2 separate regions of the Homo sapiens genome follow, and region 1 is linked to region 2. Evidence: chromatin loops called from intact Hi-C (ENCODE). Cell type or tissue: Calu3. All regions are shown on one strand. Links, peaks and the distances in the headings refer to the core of each region. The heading gives the core; the rest is flanking DNA.

Evidence for each region. A loop is a pair of places that touch in the nucleus more often than their neighbours do. Peaks named below come from ENCODE experiments on the same cell type or tissue, not always from the same donor. Only the 100,000 strongest peaks of a DNase experiment are listed, where the experiment ranks them.
Region 1: a loop joins it to region 2, with 4 times the contacts of the local background. A loop is called at or near these places in 2 of 110 quality-filtered maps.

The regions. Positions count from the first base shown.
Region 1 is chr5:92,964,621-92,975,739 of GRCh38, forward strand. No RefSeq gene overlaps it. Among named protein-coding and RNA genes, the nearest start is that of LINC02058, 30 kb to the left of the region's middle. In Calu3, for the core only: no CTCF peak of the experiment used is centred there; a DNase peak (open chromatin) is centred at 5,471.
Region 2 is chr5:92,911,557-92,922,675 of GRCh38, forward strand. It overlaps LINC02058 (long intergenic non-protein coding RNA 2058), which reads right to left. Exons shown (of 3, transcript XR_001742811.3): 2 at 2,450-2,579; 3 at 560-2,329. Among named protein-coding and RNA genes, the nearest start is that of LINC02058, 23 kb to the right of the region's middle. In Calu3, for the core only: no CTCF peak of the experiment used is centred there; no DNase peak of the experiment used is centred there.

The DNA of each region.
Region 1 (11,119 bases), core at 1,679-9,678, 53 kb after region 2:
GAGTGTTTAGTTTCATGAACCCTATTAGCCTTTTGCATTGTAATCAGAGCTTGACCAAGACTTAAAGGCTATGTATTCAGTGCCAGCCTCTCTAAGGCTTAGTTTCTTCAACTGTAAAAGGATGCTACATCATAAAGTTGGTGTGAGATTCAGGCTAAAAAATGTATTGAAAGCATTTTGTATTATCCTGGTAAATAAGAATCATCACTCAAATATAAATACTTATTATTATTAATAGTATCATATCAGTAGCAGTAATGACAGAATCATGGGGACACAAAACTACAGATCAAACTCAAATCGCTCAAGAAAAATATTGACTGCCTATCACATGTTAGACACCACCTTAGACATTGTACAGGGCATTGGAGGATATCAATTAGGAAGAGTGAAGCATGATTCCTGCCCTTAAAGAACTATCTAGTTAAAATAATACATAGCAACTATATTTAACAGAAGACAATTACGTATAAAATGAATAATAAAGGCAATCAAATAGGGGGTTTAGAGGAGACAGAGTTCATAGAAGGGAATAGTAACAGCATTCATTAGCTGACAAAAATGCAGAACTAGATATGTATATGTGTGTATAAATGAAAGAGATGATTTCTTTAATATTTTATCTACAACATCTCACATTCATACATAAAGATAAATAGTAAACTGTCAGAAAACGCAGCCATTTTACCACTATCTAAATATTCAGTAACTTCAGAAAATCAATTTATATTTGATGAGCTGAAAAAAGCCGATCATAAAAAGAGTTAGTACAAGCAAGAATCTGAATAGCCTCAGAAGCCCAAGGTCAAGTATTAGATTACAATTTGCTTCTGGGAAATAGCTTATATCAATAAGCTATGGGAGAGGTGGAGATCATTTTAAACAAAAGTAACAATTGAGCTATAATTGTATAATCAATAGCCTCTTTTAGCAGATGCGTGGATAGTGCCCAGAGCAGTGAACTGACAAAGAGGAGTTCAGGTACACAAAGAATGAAAGAATTATTTGCTAAAAATCATCTTGATGATCTTATCAAGTAGATGCTAATGAATTGTTAAGATAACATTCATTATTATCACCAGTTTTTATTAATGTGTGTAATTTTACTATTTTTTATAACATATGTTTTTTATAATTACATTAGATATAATAGACTGAGTTTCAAGGCATCAACATAAATTTATACTCAGGATCTTCACACTTCTTCTCCCATTCCCTTTTGTGTTGATATTATCTCAAATTGGTAATACTTGAAGTTAAAGACCATAAGAGATTATATAGAATTTAATTTTATTCCTTTTGATCTGTTTATACATTTGTTAACAAATATTTTAGGAACTAGGGACACTTCTTATGAATATAACATAAGAAGATAAATCAATGTATATAATAAATCACAAATTACATATTATATCAGAATTGTTAGGCAATAGAAAGTGCTTTGAGAAAAGTGAAGCAGAATAATACATGGGTAGACATTCTTTTTAAAATGCTCTAAGGCAGGAGTCTGTGGCCTCTTAGGAACCAGGCTGCAGAGCAGGAGGTGAGTGGCTGTCAAGCAAGCATTACTGCCTGAGCTCTGCCTCCTGTCAGATCAGTGGTGGCATTAGATTTTCACAGGAGCACAAACCCTATTGTGAACTCTGCATGCAAGGGATCTAAGATGCACGCTCCTTATGAGAGTCAAATGCCTGATGCTCTGAGGTAGAACAATTCCATCCTGAAATCCCTCCTCAACTCACTGCTGTCCATACGTGGAAAAATTGTCTTCCATGAAACTGGTCCCTGGTGCCAAAATGGTTGGGTACCACTGCTCTAAGGAATTTCTAATTCAAGCAGAGACTTCAGTGAAATGATAGGTTGAATCATGCAAGATAAGCCTAGGGGAAGATAGTGGAATAGCAAGTGCAAAGGCCCTGGTGCTGAAGTGCATTTGGGTTATTTTATGAACAATAAGAAGGCCACTATGCCTTGAGAAGTTGTGTGAGGCAGCTAGTGATCAAAGTTGACAGCATATATGTCCTTGAAAGAATTTTATTCCGAGTATAATGGGGCTTTACTAGATGCTTTAGAGTAGAAGAATTGCAGTAAATAATATGGTTTTCTAAAAGATCACTCTGGTTGCTGAATGGAGAATGGACAATGTGTCATGAGTGGGAGCACCAAGGTAAATTAGGAGAACATTACTACAGTCAAGATAAGTCATGATGGTGATCACCTTCAGGATTAAATTAGAAAAATACTCACGCCTTTAAGGAAGATAGTGAGAAAGAGTATCTCACCTCAGTCTTCTCTAAGAATTCACAAAAACAAGCCCAACCTCACATGAATGAGGGGCAGGAAGTCATATTCTCTGTGACAGAATATTATCTAAACATGACTGCAACAATATCTCCCATCCCACATGTTCTTCTGAGCACTTCCACATCAAGAGGTCAAGTTTAGGCCGGGCGCTGTGGCTCACGCCTGCAATCCCAGCACTTTGGGAGGCCAAGGCGGGTGGATCACCAGGTGAGGAGATCGAGACCATCCTGGCTAACATGGTGAAACCCCATCTCTACTAAAAATACAAAAAATTAGCTGGGCGTGGTGGCAGGCACCTGTAGTCCCAGCTACTCAGGAGGCTGAGGCAGGAGAATGGCCTGAACCCGGGAGGCAGAGCTTGCAGTGAGCCGAGATCAGCCACTGCACTCCAGCTTGGGCGACAGAGCAAGACTCCGTCTGAAAAAAAAAAAAAAAAAGAGGTCAAGTCTAGTTCTCTGACCCATTGAATCTGAGCAGGCCCTGTAACTATGTTAGCCAATAGGATTACCAGTGGTGAAGTTATTCCAGTCCTGGATATCACCATTGATTGGCCTGGAAGCTTCTGCTTCCTATCTTTTGGAAGTCTATTGCCATTAAAGAAGAGCAACTGCTCTGAGACCATCATTGTGAGAAGCAAAAAAACACATGGAGAGGTCCTAGAGTCTTGTGGAAATTTAAAAAAAAAAAAAAAATCTTGGATGTTGTTTCTCCAGCTTTAGCTGCCCTAGGTGACACCATGGGAATCAGAGGCCAACTACCCATATAAACCCTTCCTGAATTTCTGACCCACAAAATGATGAGCAAAATATATATGTTTTAAGTTACTAGGTTTTGTGGTCATTTTAATGTAGTAATAGATGGCTGGAACATGATATGTATGCCCTTCCCCTCCCCACAAAAAGGATGTCAAAAATTAATTTAAAGAAGTCCCGAGTTGGTAGCACTGGGAAACTGCCACTGTTAAAAGCAGAACCAAATGAACCAAACGATAGTCAGCCAAAATGTAAGACTGCACAAGTAGACCTACAATATTTTCAGCTACTAAAAGTATGGGTTACAGAATATATATTCTTCCACAAAAGATTCCAGAGCCAGAATGATTTTCTCAAGATTTCTTCAAACTTACAGAAGAGTTAATTCTCATATTAGCAAACCTGCTCTAGAACATTTTAATGGTATTTAATTACAAATCTGACAAAAAGAGTGCAAAAAATAAAACCATGTAACAAGAGTATAAAATAGGTTGTTTCAATTTGTGCAGAAACTCTAACTTTTGATGGTTACTGCCTGACTGATGTATTGACAATGTTTCCAAAACTTCATCTTGGTAAACATCTGCAATGTCTTTTTAAAATGTAAGAGTAACAAAATTTTCAAGACATATAATAAAGGGTTAATATCCTTAATATATTGAGACCTCTTTCAAACCAATAATTGAAACTCTAACACCTCCATGGAAAGTGAAAAAGTGTGCAAAAATAAGCAATAAAATCTAAAGAGGCAGAAAAATAAATGATAAATTAGCACAAGAAATATTTAACTTCTCTAGTAATAAAAGAAATAAAAATTAAATCAGCCATCAAGCCCTATATTAGCCTAGCAGATAAACAAACAAACAAGAAAAAAAATCACTCCTCATCAGTACTGCTGAGTGATTAGTGAGACAGCGATAATCTGGTGCCATAGACATTGCTTCCTTAGAGAGTTTCTCTCATAAAAGGATGGCTCTTACCAAATCAGGGTCCCCTTCAAAACAAAGAAAAGTCCTCCACAACCTCATCCTTATACAAAATGAAATTAATTTCATGTGACTTCAATCAATATTTTAGTCTATAATGGGTAAAGATTTAATTATTATCTGAGTCATTTGCCAGTACTTCAGATAATTGATGTTGCTTTTCCTAAATTCATTTTAAAAAAGAATTTTTTAAAATATGTATTTCTTTATCATAATTAGCATAGATTACAGGGTCCGGGGAGTAATTTCACAAAATAAAGTCCAGTGATGTCCTGGATCCCACCCAGACCTATTCAAGCCTGGGAACCTGAATTTCTAACAAACTCCCAGTAGTTGCTGATACATACAAGTTTGAGAGTTACCTTCCCAGGGGATGAAAACAGAAAAATTTAATCCATGACTGGCATACATCAGAAGTCATAGACATGACTCAAGAACATACATCTGTAAAGCAGCAAGCACATGAAGTAAGGTGTTGCCACTTATAAAGTCCCCGGGGAAATCAGCCTTGGAGCCCAGAGGATGGCCTCCAAGAATGGACCTTATGTTTAACCTTGGCAGCTGACTTCCCAGATAGCTCTAAGCACTGAGGCTAAAGTGGGGGCAGTCAGACAATGCCAGAGGTAGCGGTAGTCACCAGCCAAATCTGGTAAGGATGGTAGGAGACCAGATGTGCCATCCCCTATAGGCAATTCATTCATGGCTGTCCCTTTAGGTAGGCACGAAGCCACTTTGGCTTCAGCCTTTTGCCTTATTCTCTCAAAAGTCACATGCAATCAATTTTCTGAACTGCTTATTGCCACATCTTCCTGCTGTTCTCTGTGACCATGAATTGCATGTGTAAAGGATGAGGACGTATTCAAACTCTATGGCACAAAAGAAAGAATCAATTCAGACTTGTATTTTTAAAAGCTGTACGTAAGAATCCTTTTTCTTGAAGATGTAGACAGGTGAATGCGGAATATGATATCTGACATGATTGTAGGACACTGGCTGTAATAAAGTATAACTGAGTATCTGTCAACTTGGCTGTGGCTTGTTTGTTCACACTTCAGGCCAGTTTCATGAACAGGAATAATAGAAGTGTATTTTTCCATTTGCAGAGCTGTAAAAAGGAAACGACATTTTTATTTGTTATCTGAATAGTTTTCTATTGTTTCTTAGCTTCTTTAGAAGCCAGTTTTAAAAAAATTTTCTGAGAACTTTAATACATTTTCTTAAGTAATACATTATCTTTTATCTACATTTCCAGTTTTTCAGTATACCAAAAGGACTTGCAAAATCACTTCGGTATTTCTGCTAAAAGCCTAAATGTAAACAAAGAGTAAATACAAATGCCAGGAATCTGTTAAAATTCTACAAATGTGTCCACTACCCACTATGCTTTGCTTGAATTGGGTTCTTTGTGTCCCTGTTTCCCCCAACCTTGGCCAAGAGCATTTTGTCTCTCACTAGTGCCCTGATGATGATGATACAATGGTGTGCATTCATTGCAGTGGCATGTACAGAGCTGTAGTTCAAGATCTCTTCATTGTTTCCTTGGGATAACCATTCCAAGGAATGAGTTTGTTTGCCCTTAAGGATGGACATCACAGAATTTTGACTCTCTCAATAGCTAAAAACTCTTTAGTCCAAGAGATGTTTTAATGTAACTATTTTCTTATTTATAGGCTAGAAATGCTGCATGCCAATACCAGACATTTTGAGTAGCACATTATCGTTGCCCCTCCCCAAGATATTCATAGCTTTGGAATTTTTGGCTGGTATTTCCATGTATTATAATTGTTTTAAAGAAAAAAAATTGAATTTAGAATCTGTATAGAATGATAAAGTAATTCCAAATAGCAGTTGTATCCATATTCATCACCAATCATCAAATGGGACTGATTATAAATGTACTGGGAGACTATCAGAAAGGCACTGTTGATTTACTTTACATAGATAAACAAGCCACATAAAAAATGAAAGCACAATGCTTTCTGAATTGTAAGCGATTAAACATTAATGACTGTAAAGCTTAGTCAAACACTGAAAGTCTTAAAGTCTTCCACAGTACATCATGTTGAGTGTCAATGGATAAAACAGAATGCCAATATTAGTTGGAATGTTCTTGAAAAGAGTTAAGCTTTGTCAATAGCTATAAATGTACATATGCCAATATCTAAAAATCTATCAATCTCTACATGCTGTTTGTAGAAGCTTGATTACTCTGACCGTACCAAAAATATTCTGGCACTAGCTGGCATTGAAAATAAACAAATCTGAAAGTGATTTTATATTCACTTATAAGCATTCGTTTTCTTTTGTGCCACGTGTGTGGATTTTGGTATTGATATAGTGAAGTAATTATTATCTACACTAAAGGAAGGTAGAGAATGAATAAATCAAATTTTTTTTTCAATTACCACATTCATTTGGCTGTAGATGTATTTTGGTGACTATATTTAAATATTCATTTATCCAGCTAACATTAATTTTAGCTTGATGTAAGAGAATGCTCTTAATGTGACATCTAAGACCTGGGTCTAATTTTTGCTCTACTGTTGATTAAGTCATATGACCTTGTAAAAGTTCATTTAACCTGTTTCGGACAGTAATTGTTGCTTTAAAGTAGGATATCTTTGTCAATTACATAGTTATTTGAAGGATCCAAGGAGGCAGCAAATGCAAACACACTTAATGGACTGTGTTATATCTATGCAAGATATTGTTGAGAAGCTCCACATAAAGCCCTAAGAAGCTTGCAGATGAGAAATACAAATAAAGGATAAGTTTACATGCACAGGGCTGAAAGTACAATGACTTGAGCAACTGACACCAGAATTCTTCTGAGGCACAGGGTTATATTTCTCCAGGAAAATGCATTGATAGGTGTTCTAAGTTTGAGGGTCAGCAGGAAAAGGGCATGGAAGGAAGAGGAAGCTGTTTTGTATCATAGATAAGATGAACACGCAACTGCAGGTGGAGGAAATCTTTGAGGGAGGGAAAGAGGAGCAGAGATTCAAGAAAAGGTTCAAGATAAAAAATTATAAGATGACAAGCCTACCTCTCCATTACCTTCAGTTAGTCTGTGGAATATTTTCAATTTGCCTAAAGCTATATGTGTGTGGATCTTTGTGGAAACCAGTGAAAGAAATAAATTTTAAGCTCAGTTTGGCTCAGGGTGAAAGAGATATCACAAGCAGCTGTCAGAGCAGGCAAAGATAGAGGAGGCAGTACTCAGTATCTTATCAAAACAAAAACCCTCAGAAATCCATGAAAGTTGGATTAATTTGACCAGTCATAGGCTCTGGAACTTAGAGTTCTAGTCAAATCTACCAAGATGGCAGAGGAAGCAGGAGGCTTCAGCTGGGCCAGCTACATGCATAATTAAATCTAACACATGGTAAGTAAGAAAAAAATGCATTGAGAGAAATTCACAATACTATATGATATTAAAGCAGGGAAGAATCACTTCCAGCTGAAGCTATTAGGGATATTTCAAAGAGGCGGGGTGTATTAGTCTGTTCTTGCATTACTATAAATACCTGAGACTGGGAAATTTATAAAGAAAAGAGGTTTTATTGACTCATGGTTCTGCAGGCTGTACAGAAAGCATGATGCTGGAATCTGCTTGGTTTCTGAAGAAGCCTCGGGAAACTAAATGATGGCAAAAGGTGAAGGGGAAGCAGGCACATCTTACATGGCAAGAGCAGGAGCAAGAGAGAGTGAGTGGGGAGGTGCTACATACTTTTAAACAACCAGATCTCATGAGAACTCTATCAAGAGAACAGCCCCAAGGGGATAGTGCTAAACAGTCATGAAAGATTCACCCCCATGATCCAATCACCTTCCACCAGATCCCACCTCCAGCACTGGGGATTACAATTTGACATGAGATTTGGTGGGACACAGATCCAAACCATATCAAAGGGGATTTGAGATGTTTTCATTGTGTTTCAATTTGCAATTTGTTGCCTTTTGTTTGCTTGTTTTTATCTATTGTAAACTTTTTTTTTTTAGATGGAGTCTTGCTCTGTCGCCCAGGCTGGAGTGCAGTGGTGCAGTCTTGGTTCACTGCAAACTCTGCCTCCCAGGTTCAAGCAATTCTCCTGCCTCAGCCTCCCAAGTAGCTAGGATTACAGGCATATGCCACTACACACAGGTAATTTTTGTATTTTTAGTAGAGATGGGGTTTCACCATGTTGGCCAGGCTGGTCTTGAACTCCTGACCTCAGGTGATCCACCCACCTCGGCCTCCCAAAATGCTGGGATTACAGGTGTGAGCCACCATGCCTGGCCTATCTATTGTAAATTTTTAACATAAGACAGATATTTTTACCTGTGGATGCTCTTTAAAGGGGATGCTTTAAGCCCAATATGCATTGGAGAACAGGACAGCAAGCCCTGTCACTGGAGTGCAAGCTCTGTGAGGGAAGGCACGTATTTCACTCATTTTATCGCCTTTTTGTTGTTTTGTCTTACTGTATGAGCAGAATTTTAAAAGATAAAGACATTCCAGAGAATGTATTCCGCTTCAAATGAATATCCAAATTTCACTGTGGGAACTTGAAATTCACTCAGAAGTTCCATCTAATTTTTTTCTTTAGGCAGAACATCTTTATTCATTCTTTTATTCAATAAGCCAAAAGGATTTTGCTTTGGTCCCACTGTGTCTAAAATATAGTGCTAGATATTGAGCTTATTAAAATGAGTGAAATATGTCCCTTCCCTCACAGAGCTTGCACTCCAGTGACAAGGCTTTCTCTCTGTACCCCAATGAATATTGGGCTTAAAATATCCCTTTTAAACAGCATCCAGAGCTAAGAATATCCGTCTTATGTTAAAAGTTTACAATAGATAACAAAGGTTTTTATTTAATGCCACTCATCATTACTGACAAATATTTTTTGAGCATTTAGAAAGGATCACCTTTCAAAGGTAATATGATTTTATACTATTTTGTCACTGTTAATAAAACACAATTTGAAACAAAACATCACAAGTCTCATTTAAGTCATTAAGAAAATACTTTGGAATGAAATTGCTGAGACATAAAAGTTTACACAGAGGATAATTATAATTTCAATTCCTTGGTTAATATACCTATAGTACAATACTATAAACTACAAACTCAAAAATGTAGTATTTTTATAGTTATATATTTCTCATGGTAAATAAGGAAACTGACATTCTAATTTTTTTTGTTAAGGAGTCCCTGTCTTTCAGAAATATTTGGTCAAATTCATTGTCTCTTAATCTCTTTTGGATCATGGAATTCTGAAACACAAAATACAGTTGTGGGTCCCCGTCTATAGAATAGTGCACATACAGATTTACACACAACATTTTTATACAGATTAGAAATTTTTTTTTGTTTTTTTTGACGGAGTTCCCCTCTTGTTGCCCAGGCTGGAGTACAATGGCGTGATCACGGCTCACTGCAACCTCCTCCTCGTGGATTGAAGCAATTCTCCTGCCTCAGCCTCCCGAATAGCTAGGATTACAGGCATGCACCACCACGCCCGGCTAATTTTGTATTTTTAGTAGAGACGGGGTTTCTCCATGTTGGCCAGGCTGGTCTCGAACTCCCAACTTCAGGTGATCTGCCCACCTCGGCCTCCCAAAGCACTGAGATTACAGGCGTGAGCCACCACACCTGGCCAATTAGAGGATTTTTAAACTGCTATTCTGGTTAATACAGGAGACAATCAAGTTCACTAACGATTACAGAAAAAATACAGTAAATGCTATTACTTGCAAGACTGCGATATTTAGAAGACTTGGGATATACTACACACACTTCAAGATCTTAGGCCACTTTATAATAACCATAAAGGTAGGATTTGAAAATGTCCTTTTTTAAAAAGCCAATGAAGAAAAAAGAAAGAGAATTCTGTCATACTTAAGGGCAAGGATCATCTTTTTCATTTTAATATCCCTGTGTCCAAAAGCAATCCCCAGCATAGATATAGGTGCAAAGTGACCTTCACTGAAAAAAAGCAAAGGTCCAGGATAAGCCACCAACTAAATATTCATGTCCATGGTTCTTTGCCTGCTGCTAAATGGTTCTTATAATACTTCTAAGGTAAAGACTCTCCATTGGATCCATTCCCTTGCATTCTCAACCGCCACTGGCTGGGCCTGAGTAGTCTTCATATTGCTACTGTTGGTTTGGCTCAACCCTGAGGTCATGAGACCATGCTCTCTTTTGTCTTAAGACAAAATGTTAGAGCTTAAGTATTGCTGTAAAATGAAATAATATCCTTGGCACTGCGTTTAAAATAACAACCTGCCTAAAGGCAAAATTCTCTTCCTCCCATCACGCACTGAATGTTTATTTCACATTCAGCACTTGTTTGGTGCATGTTGCATCCCCAGACACTGAGAGAACTGTGAGAATGTAATGAGTACAGAATCTTCGAGAGAGGCAATGCAGGAAAGATCTAAATGCTGTGGATTTCAAGAAAATTTGACCCAAAAGCCCAATCATTAAATATACACTATTTTGACAGCGAAGCTGGGAAAGGTGAGCTGAATTATGCATTTTGATATCTTAAAGGTAGTCTTCACATCATTAAACCGTTTTTATTTAAAGAAAGTCATTCTTATAAACAGGAGGGATTTGCCTTTTCAGACGTATTATTTTGAATATGTCAGAACAATCTATATCATATTAGTCAGAAAATTTAAAAATATATACATTTTACTGGTATATTAAGAGTAATTGTTGGCAAAATACCCTGAATTATTTAAACTCTTATGGTAATTTAGTATTAAAAGTCTTTGGCCTTAAATGTGTGTTAAAGAAAAATCTCAAAAGTACAAAACATATGGTGTAATATCTTAGTTATTTTACCTTAAAGTGAATTGAAGAAATGTTTACATAGAATTTTTCACTTTGCAACAACATGGGAAAGCAAAAGTCCTGTGGAAAGCTGTCCAGATGCCCAACCACCATCACAACAACAAATTTATTTCCCAATAAAAGAATATCATGTATAGTAAGATATATAATAGCAGTTTGGGATTGTTGTGAATAATTACTGGAAGTTATATTTTTTAAATTCCACCAGTTAGAATACCTGTATTGAGCCT
Region 2 (11,119 bases), core at 1,990-9,989:
CCTACTAAATGCTGTTCAATTGAAATGAATAGAAGTGCTGGGTCTAAGGGCATGAAGAACTATTGTTTTTAGAGGCCAAGGTGCATAAGATGTATATCTAAAATATTCCTGAGCTTCAGTCATCTGAGTGTGGTAAGTCAAATGAAGTTTGAGGACACTTCTTTGTACCACTGAGTCTTAAGGAAATATTTCTTAAAAATTTCCCGAGGACTATGCTAACATTCTAACTTGTTTAATAAATAGAACTTTGTGGACTTCACAACTCTGCCACTTCATTAACATGTTTTGCATGTAAATTTCTAATTGGTTTCTTTATACTCACTTTTAAGATGAATACATTCTTCTGTGTTAACATTTTATATAAAATCATGGTCTAGACTTGTACATGTACTGCTAAAATTAAATCATCAATAATCACTATCTAAAATGAATTACATTCTAAAAGCTCTGGCTAATGATTTATCTCTTCTTCATGGAACCGATCTCTATCAGATTGATTTATGTAGCAACCAATCATGTTTCAGTAAACTGCAGCATGCACATGCATCTTAAATGATGATAAGCTGTGACTGTCCATTTATTTGTATAACACTAGCAACAACACAAAAAAGAAAGAAAAGAAGGAAAAAGAAAGTCCCCACCTCTTACAAAAGCATCACAGGATGACCAAATCCTCTAAGAAATGATAATGGCCAATTCTATATCAAATTTCAGAATTACTGATATAGTATCATGCATATGCAAAAACAGTCACAAAAATGGTGAACATTAAAATGGTGACATTTGATACAGAGAATTCTTTGCCTTTGCATGTTTACATTATTTGCTTTGATAGCAAGGTACCTTTTTGCACATTAACATTATTTGCTTTGATAGTCAATGCTTTTGTTAGTTGTTGAAGTGATTGACAACCTCATGCTGTTCTATTTAATTGCCTTTTCTGCAATGCAAGGTTCTGTGTTTAGAAGATGCTGTTTCATAAATAAATCCAAAGTGTGTGTGTGTGTATGTGTGTGCCTGTGTGTGAACTACAGAGGTTTCATTTCTCAAGCTAATTCTGTAACTATTCAGCAACAGCTGTCGCCATATTTATCTGTATTTACACTGGAGTTCATTCTCATCTTTCATGTTTTTTGCCTTTTCCGTATTTAAGGAAACTCACGGATGTCCTTAAGTGAATGAACACCTTTTTACGAAGCTATTCATGTTTGAGGAAAGAGTAGAGATATTGGACATATCATGTTTTAGCAAAATGTGTAGAAGGTTTAAATTTTCAAGACCTAAACAATTATTTCCCACAAGACTACTCCTAAGATTTAAAACCCCTCAACATTTTGCATTGTGCCTAAATTTACTTTATATCTTTTGCATTTGTTCTCTAAATTAATAGTAAAGTAGCATCTTTTTCTAGTTAACAAATATAATACAGAAACACTTCTGCTAAAGGGTTTGCCACATGATTTTTAAAACTCTCTCATTGAGAGTTTGGTCAACATTATTGAGTTAGACAATATATGTAATTCAATATTGTTAAAATCTTTAACAAATTTTTATTATTTAACCTAAAAATGAAGTTCAAATAATTCTTAAAAGTAAGTTATAATTAAGACATCTTATTATAGTTGTATTCAGGACATGTTTCAAGACAGTTATTACGCTTTTTTGAAAATGTGGTCAACTCTTGGTTTTTTGTTATAAAGCTAGATGATTTTTAACACATTGGATAACAAATTCTGTAGGATTCTACAGCTCAACATGCATGGAATAAATGCTATGGTAACTTGTTCCTCATCCTTTGCTGTGAGCATAAGTTTAAAAAAACAATGAATTCAGTGGTAGAGAAATTAATTTCAGACTGATGTTTCTAACTAGTCTGAGAAATAAAAGTTGGATCACTTGTGATTATCCAATTGCTAAATGAGGCAGAGTGATTTTTTTAAATGCTGAAATATAAATCCTGACAGTGCCACTCAGTCACTGTTAATTGTATAAATCTCTTAACGATTTTTTGTTTGCTTTGAGATAGTGTCTCCATCTGTCACCCAGGCAGGAGTGCAGTGGCGCAATCTCAGCTCACTGCAACCTCTGCCTGCTGGGTTTAAGCAATTCTCTTGTGCCTCAGCCTCCTGAATAGCTGGGACTACAGGTGTGCACCACCATACCTGGCTAATTTTTGTATTTTTAGTAGAGACGGGGTTTCGCCATGTTGATCAAGCTGATCTTGAAATCCTGACCTCACACAATCTGCCCACCTCAGCCTCCCGAAGTGCTAGGATTACAGGCATGAGCCACCGCATTCGGCCAACCATTCTGAGTTCACTTTTTTCATCTGTAAAATAAAAATAAATAGTAACTACTTTATAGGAAACAACCAACACTGGATTATGTGGAGGGAAGGGAGCCAGGAGAATAAATGCCCAGCCCTCACTCTCCACTTTCTGTATCTCACCTCACAATGGACAAATCCAACCCCAGTCTGGAAGGCAGGAGACCATGGATACAGTTCCCAGGGAGTCTCCAGAGCAGAGAGCAGGATGCAGAATGGTGAAGAGTGGATTCTGAGACATAAATGGAAAATGCTAGAATAGACATGAAAAAAAAAAGGAATAAGGCCATAAGACAAAGAGCCCAGAAAGATCTCATTTCTATAATAAAGTTGGAGAAAAATATAGAGGAGATAACACATAGGTGGAACATTGAAGAACAGAGCCAACCATGCAAAGACACAGGCAGAGAAAATTCTAAGCTGAAAGAAGAGTATTGGCAATGGCCCTATGGCAAGAAGTAGCTCATTGTATTATGTGATTTGAAGGAAGACTCATGTGACTTCACAAGTCAAAGTAAGAAATGTAGACTTAATTGGGTATGCAATGTGTTTTAAGCAGAGGAGTGCCATTTAGAATGACCCTTCTGGAAGCTGTGTAAAGAATGACTTGAACCAGAAAAATGGGGAGAAAATAAAGAAAATAAAAAGAAGAAAAGAACAATTTTTAAAAATCCAAACATGTAATCAAATAGATATCACAAGGCAAAACCAAATGATTAAACACCAAATGAATCACATAGACCACAAAGCTCGTAAGTGTTCAGAGACAGAACAGTGCCTTTCAACTTGAGTTGGTAATAAAGGTTTTATGGAAGCTTGGCTTTAAACTGAAATTTAAAGGCTGATGTAGAATGGTAACAAGTGGAGGAAAAGGGAGAGCCAATTCCAGAATAAGAAGAAATGGAAGTTGGATAGTTACAGGAATATTTGGGGAAGAATGAAAGAAGCTTTTTTTCTGGAAAGGAGTAAAGGGGAGGCCCAGGAAGGGAGGGAGAATAACATTTGCTGGCCATTAGTGACTTAATTTTCTGCTCTTCTCTGATAAAGTTATAATTCATAAGCAGTGTATTAGTCTGTTCTTATACTGCTATGAAGACATGTACCTAAGACTGGGTAATTTAAAAAGAAAACAGGTTTAATTGACTCACAGTTCCACATGGCTGGGGAGGCCTCAAGAAACTTACAATCACGGTGGAAGGAGAAGCAAGTACGTCTTACATGGCGGCAGGTGAGACAGAGAGAGAGAGAGAGAACATGCAGGAAAAACTACCACTTATAAAACCATCAGATCTCGTAAGAATTCACTCACTATCATGAGAACAGCATAGGGGAAACCTCCCCCATAATACAATCACTTCTCTCTATGGACATGTGGGGATTACAATTTGAGATGAGATTTGGGTGCAACACAGAGCCAAACTCTATCAACCAGGTAGGTATTTCAATGAGTTTTGTGAGATTTTCAGGTACTATGTACACTAGGGAGATACTTCGGGATTTGCCCCCTCAAATTACATCACATAACCAAGCTATCAACTGCTGACCCACTTGTGGAAATCTGGTTCTGACTAAAATTCTCCAAAGTTCAGAAATACCTGAATTAAAATGTGATTGCAGCAAGGCTTGCCAAGCCAGTGATAACAGTATTACTTGTGTTATCTGCTGTTTTAGAGTGTTCATATCATTGTTTCCTTGGTGAAGATAATTGAGAAAAAACTATGTATTTATTTGTTCTCACTAGTTTTTTAAACTAAGAAATCTGATACTATTAATAATTGAAAATGAGTTGTCATTTTACTGGCCTACAAAACACTGGACAAAGTAGAGATTGCAGTTATATAAATTTTGACGAATATAGTTTTAGTATTAAAAGATAAATATTAAAAATTATTTTTGAGACATTAAAGCCTCAACTTCATTGTTATACTGTGCATGTATATTTTATGTTGAATGGTATGTTTGTTTTTCCTGTAAATGGCATAGAATTTTCAAAATTGGGGTATTTTTCTTCCAGAATGCATTTATTTCTCCCCTGAAGTTTAATGTAAGGAATGTAATTAGCAATATACTTAGTTCTACAAATAATTTTTTTAAAACTGTTATATTCCATATCAACATTAAGCAATCAAAATGAATATTATGTATTCATGTATGAATTGAAGACTCAGAGAATTTAAGACATTTGCTCAAGGTCACATAACAAATAAAGGACACAACTGAAGCTTGAATTGAAAAACAATGGGAGAAAATCATTTTCTCATATCCCTTGTTTGCAATACTTTGAACCTCCCTCTGAGGGCATCAGAGTCATTAATAAACTCACAGTAATCTCAATTTCCTTGTAAGGAAGGTAAAAAATTGTACATATGTTTGTATTTCACAACAAGGCTAGTAATGACCGAGTGAAATTCAGATAAAGAGAGTAAACCGGACTTTTACCAAGAGTCGTGCTGCAAAGTGGCTTCACTTACTACACTCAAAGCACTTCTTATAGTTCATAATGCTATTGTCTCTGTGATTGTTTGATTCATGCCTTTTTCAATAGACTGTAAGAAAATGAACAATTGAACATTAGTATTCCAAATTAATTCATCCTTGAAATGCTTTTGGCTCTCTTTCTACATCAATCTGAAACCCACACTTTCATCAAGCCTATAGTATATTTCCACCAGCTCTATGTACACTTCCTGATTATAGAACCCATTCTTTATCCCCCTTTGTTTATCACACTCCATCTTACTTTTGCAGATTGTCTTTTCCCTAATGAGTGCAGTTTTCATGGAAAAAACCCAGGTTTCTGTCTTACCCGTAAGAAAATCAGGGGTTCCTGCATCTCTTTCTTTTCCAAAACTCTCCTCTCACCTTGCTTTACCTTCACGTGAGCTTGGCTAATTGAAGCCTCTTTACTGGGGCTTTAAATCTTGAGCAGGAAAATACAAGAACAGAATACAAGAACAAGCACAGAAGAAAAGACTAAAAGCAATCATTTTAAAGGACCACATCAGAAGCCTATATACAAATTCAATCAATATCTGTTGAATTAATTTTGAATTCAAGGACTACATAAGAAAATAATCATCAAATAAGGAAACTGTTCATTGAGTTAGATTTTCCTAATAAGATCTGAAAACATCAAAATGCGGACAATTCATTAACCACAATATCTTCTATAAAATGAAGTCTCATTCATGTTGAAATTCTGCAATTTTTTGCTAAACACTGGACTGAAGACTTTTATCTCATTGTTAAAGTCCATTAATAAGGCCAATAGAAGAGAGAGGAATGTGGAATTAATAGGCAAAAGAAAGTGAAGTAATAAAATGAAGTCCGTCATGGCCCATGGCCTTTTCTGCAATATTTTAGTACATTCCTTTGATAAGCAAATACCAAGATCGCATTGCATTCATAACATACTAGGAATTTGCACAAGTAGAGGTTGATTTCATTTCTTATGATTCAAAAATTCTAAATGATTCTCAGTGCTTGCAAACATCATAGTTGCTGGTATTTGAAAATTTCACTGTGTTGTCAATAATTTTTAAAAATAAAAAATTATATCAAATGCAGAAAACAGTCCATAGGGGTGTAAATAAGCCATAGAAGTAATGGCAATACTGCCTGCTTATATAGAACTTTACTGTTTAAAAGCACTTTAACAATTGTGGTTCAAATAATTTACATTATATGAAAGGAATTACTATGGAGGAATTAATAGGTTTAAATACCACTCACACATACAATATATAGAGACATAATATTTCATTTAAAAATTCAGTTTATTAGAAAACATATATATATTTATATATATATTTATTTTTTTCAATGACTTTGCCATAAGAACATATATTATTTCTCCCAAAGTAAGTAAATGTTGGCTTTTCACACACAAAAGATGATAAGGATAATGTTGAAATATTATTTCTCACAGCAATGTTTAAAGCATTTGTATTATGTAAATAATTCATGTATTTTTTTCTTGTTAATACCAATTTGTATAACTATGTATGAGGAATGTTAAGAAATGCCTCATCAGGAGGAGATGAAAGGCTGGCAAAACTTGAAAAATTGAAAGCTAAACAGAAGTGATGGTTATAGTCCTCCTTTCACATTAGAAACTATAAAATTTTCCTGTTTTGTCCCATTTCTCAGTTGGAACATACTCTCACGGAGGAAACACAGATAGATGAAAAATTAACTTCTTTTCTTCTTTAAGAAAACATAAGCAGAATCACTTTTGATTTCTTTAAGTAGTTCAATAAACAATGAGTACTATTTTAAAACTACAGGCATTCCATGGGAATTTCTCTAGAAAGAAATAACTTATATTGAATGTCATTTTATGAGTTGAGTTTATGGAAAGCTATAATCTTTCTGCAATACAGAGTGTAATATAAACTAACTCATGCATGTTTCTTTTTATCTTGGGTATATACAGGAGGCCCAAATTATATGTCAGAAATGACCTAATGTGATTTCTTTTTTCTGAGAGGAACAAGGGAATATTAAAATTGCAGGTATTTGCCAAGAGTTTGCTTAATTTATAAATGATCTGCTTGACTCTGGGTGCACTGGGATATCTTAGTTTTGTCCTAATAGGTTTTTCAGATCATCTTCTGGAATGAGAGGGTTCTACACCAGAGACAGAAAGAGTATTGGGGCAGGGAGAGAAAGGACAAAGGACAGCAAGTAGGAGGTTCCTCAAACGATGTTCTCTTCAAGAATTGGAAATCTTTCATTGATATCTTTGGGAGAACCAAGCCCAAAAATAAGGAAATAAAACATTAAAGGAATAATAACATCCCCAAGACCTTCTAAAGTTAGGGAAGAGATCATGGGAAATGGTGAAGGGCTAGCCACATGTACACTTCCCTATAGTCCAGGCCCAAATGTCCTAAAAATATGTTGAGGTGTCTTAAGGATTGGTAACTTCAATATGAGTTATATTTGCTTTTAGTGTTTATTTCCAGGTAGTCCTTAACAGTAAAAGCCCAAAACAAAAGGTCCCTACACATTTATTTTGGGGTCATAGAGAAAGAGAGAACCATATTTTTATCATATTATGGAGGTGCATGGGGAGGAACTCTAGAAGATCTAAATGTTTTGGGGATGCTGGAGAAGAAAAAAAAAGTCTAAGTAATCATTGTAATCTTCCAGAAGAAATAATAAAGGGGAGGAAAGTAAAAGCTTCAAAATGAAATTATATTACTTTATTAATAATACTTATTAATATTTGTTTTATTCTACCTCTCTAGAATTTCAGGTTTTGTAATGATTAAGGATATATGGATAAGAAGCCATTTATAACTTCACACTAGAATAGTATTTTGCTTTTGTACTGTACGTATTTGTATATGTCACCTTATTTAATATTTATATTAGTGCACTACATTTTATGAGTCAGAAAAATGAGGCTTACAACTACTACTTGATAGACCCATTAATTGGAGAAGCAAAGACTAGAACCTGAGTTTCTAACTGTCCACTTTTCCTTGAATGGTATAAATGTGTTTGTTTTTACTTTTTCTTCTTCATATCAGCATGAGTAGAGAAGAACAGAAATGATTCCAAAAGCAATGCTAAATCTAAAATCTTTTTTAAAGTGTGTATTACAGGATAGATGTTTAAACATGCCTTATTGAGATGGGCTTGTATTTGTCCAATCTAACAACTAAATCCTTTAAAAAAGTGTAGACATTTGTTTTGGCTTTCTTGAAATGGAGGAGACAATATATATGTAGTGCTTCATCCTGAAAATGTTATGAAAACTCATAATTCTTCTCTCTCTCCAGTGCCCCATATACAGGACAGATGTCAAGATATCTCTCTCACTCTTCCTCTGTTCCTTTCTCCTTCATTTTTTGCTGTCTTCTTTATTCCCTCCTTCTAGACAATTGCTGCTCATATTCTACCCCTCCAAAAGCCCTACTTCACCTCTGTGTGACCCCCTCTGCTTCTCCTGTCTTCAGGAATTACACTCGAATATTCTACTGTGACCTCCCTTAGCTTTGGAAGCAGATTTCCAGAATTCTAGTGGATAAAATTCCCCATCGTCATCATATATTTACCACTAAAATTTCTTTCCAATTTTTCTTTAGAATCCTCAAGTCATTTATTTTAAGAGTGTAGTACATCCTTCTTTCCAGAAGTGGCTATTTGATTCATAACTGTCAAATCAGGCCTTTCCTCTGGGATATAGATGATTGGTCCAGGATGGTTGATTGATACAAGAGTAGCGAATCCAAGCTGGTAGAATCAGCTTCTCTTTCTCAGAAACTTGAAACTTATAATCTAGAGACACAGACTGAGATTTGCCAGGGCTCAACATGAGCAGAGATGCAATAAGAGTAGTCACAAACTCCTGCTTCTGAGCTCCCCAGAGCTTCCTTCCCTTGCAGGACTTTGGTTCAGCTCATGCTTGGATACAGTAAAATCCTTAGTGTTATTCCAGTAAATCCTCTAGCCAGAGTCAGTTCTTGCTACCATACAAAACTATTTTCCAAAATTATCTAGATCAGTAGATGATTGATTAATCTAAAAATCATTAATTTCAAGTGGGAAGCCGTACAAGTGCTGAACACTTCAAACCTTTTATTTTTATTTGAAATAAGAAAATGTATACATAGTTTCAAATTAACTTTATATATTCTAATTAAATTTTCCATAGTTATTCTTGTGTAAACCACAGTCAAAATACAATAATTGTGATTTCCAGTTTAAATTTCTTCAAAGTGAAATGGGAATTTTAAGCTAATTATAAAGCAATGTGGGTAAAGAAACCTTCCAAATTTTAAGGATTATTTCCAGATTTATCATTGTTTTACCTACACCCCGATTCCTGAGCATTTTTCAATGATGTGCCATTACCAAATTTTCCCAAATACTCATTTAGTTTTAATACCTATGACAACTCTTTTTCACAATGATAATTCATAAGGAAATAGATATTAAATTAAATTACATAATTATTCATTCTTAAGCATTCAGCTCACTGGTAGGAGAAACAGTGCATCAGCATATTAGAGAATAACAACCTAATTCTTGCATTTAGCATGTTGGTGGCATTAGTGCATTTTATAAGGGAAATAGAGGGTACCTATCAATCTAGAGATTTGGTTATGTGGAGGCAGATTAAATGAGTATCCACTGGACTTAACCAAAAGAGGCCTAGTTAATATAAGTAGGACATTCAATACCAGGTCAAAAGAAGAATTTTAAGTAGATTAAAATATTGCTTATTTAGCCTTTTTCACAATTTCAAATATGCTAATAGTTTGATATTAAAGAGATAGCACTGCTCATTGAAATAAATCGAAAGCTCACATTTGGATTTAACATTTAGAATTATCCAAGCTGAACCCATCTTTCCTGACAGAACAATTACATTTGTTAACCACCAAGCAATGACATACTTCAACCACTTCACTGACTCAGATAGGAAAAAGAACTTTGTGAAATATAGTAAATTCTCTGGAAAAACACATAGTCCTGAATTTCATAATCAATGATGGCACTTTCTAACACTCATTAATTATCATGGCTGAAAATAGCTTTAATTAGTAAATGATCATTAGAAATTACAAAATGATCCTAGCACTTTGGGAGGGCAAGGTGGGCAGATCACGAGGTCAGGAGTTCAAGACCAGCCTGACCAAAATGGTGAAACCCCATCTCTACTAAAAATACAAAAGTTAGCTGGTCATGGTGGCATGTGCCTGTAATCCCAGCTACTCGGGAGGCTGAGGCAGGAGAATTGATTGAATCCAGGGAGGCGGAGGTTGCAGTGAGCCAAGATCATGCCATTGCACTCCAGCCTAGGCGACAAAGCAAAACTCTGTCTTGGAAAAAAAAAAAAATTACAAAATGAGATTTTTAATTAAAAAAATATATAATTGAAACCAATATTAGTAGAGACTGTGGTTATCAGTGGTATTATGTTTCTGAGTTAAATTTAGTATGACCCTTACTTTGATATCAAAATGGCACTAGAAAGTGAAGTTTTTGTTGACTGTGCTATAAGATATGACGAAGAGCATGGAAATGCCACTTGAAACTTCATCGAGTGATCTTCCATATCATTAGGGTGTGAGTTTCTAAAGCTCAATGACCATCAATACATATTGATTAATCTCCAGAAAGAGAAGAATCAATCCGTGACTATGGTTTGTTTGTGAGGTTTACAAGGTGTTGTTCTTCAAAAATCTAAAGGAAATATATATTATCTGCATTCATCAGAGGAGTAGCATATATTCAGAATACCAATAGGCAATTCAGAGCTAATTAGATCCTTTCAAAAGATGCACTGATGCACAAGGTTCAAACTCCTAACTCCTGGAAAATGGAATCACCCCCAAATTCTTGACTAGATCCAGCCTTGCAGTGAATAGCACTTCCAGAGTCACATTCCAGTTCAGGATATCTTGTGTTCATTTTGTCAGTAACAACTGTGTATAACCTCAAATGACAAGAAGGGGTCAGCAGTACTGAGTTCCTACTCTGCAAGCCAACTGGTATCAAAGCCAAGCCCATCGCCACCAAGGACTGCTGAACTAAGAGTGTGAGGAGGACTGACAGAGACAGATGTTAAAGAAACAGTAGGAAGGGGAGCGAGCTAAAGCTGTTGATCACAAGCGATAGGGATGCTGTGAGACACCACCAGAGGCAACAAGGAAAAGCTGTCATTTTCTGGATAGCAACAGGAGTGCGTGCTGTCATGTAGCAATCAGAAATGGGGTGGCTCACACTATAGAAATAATGTCACACTGCCCAAGAGTGAACACACAGTAGGATTGCTAA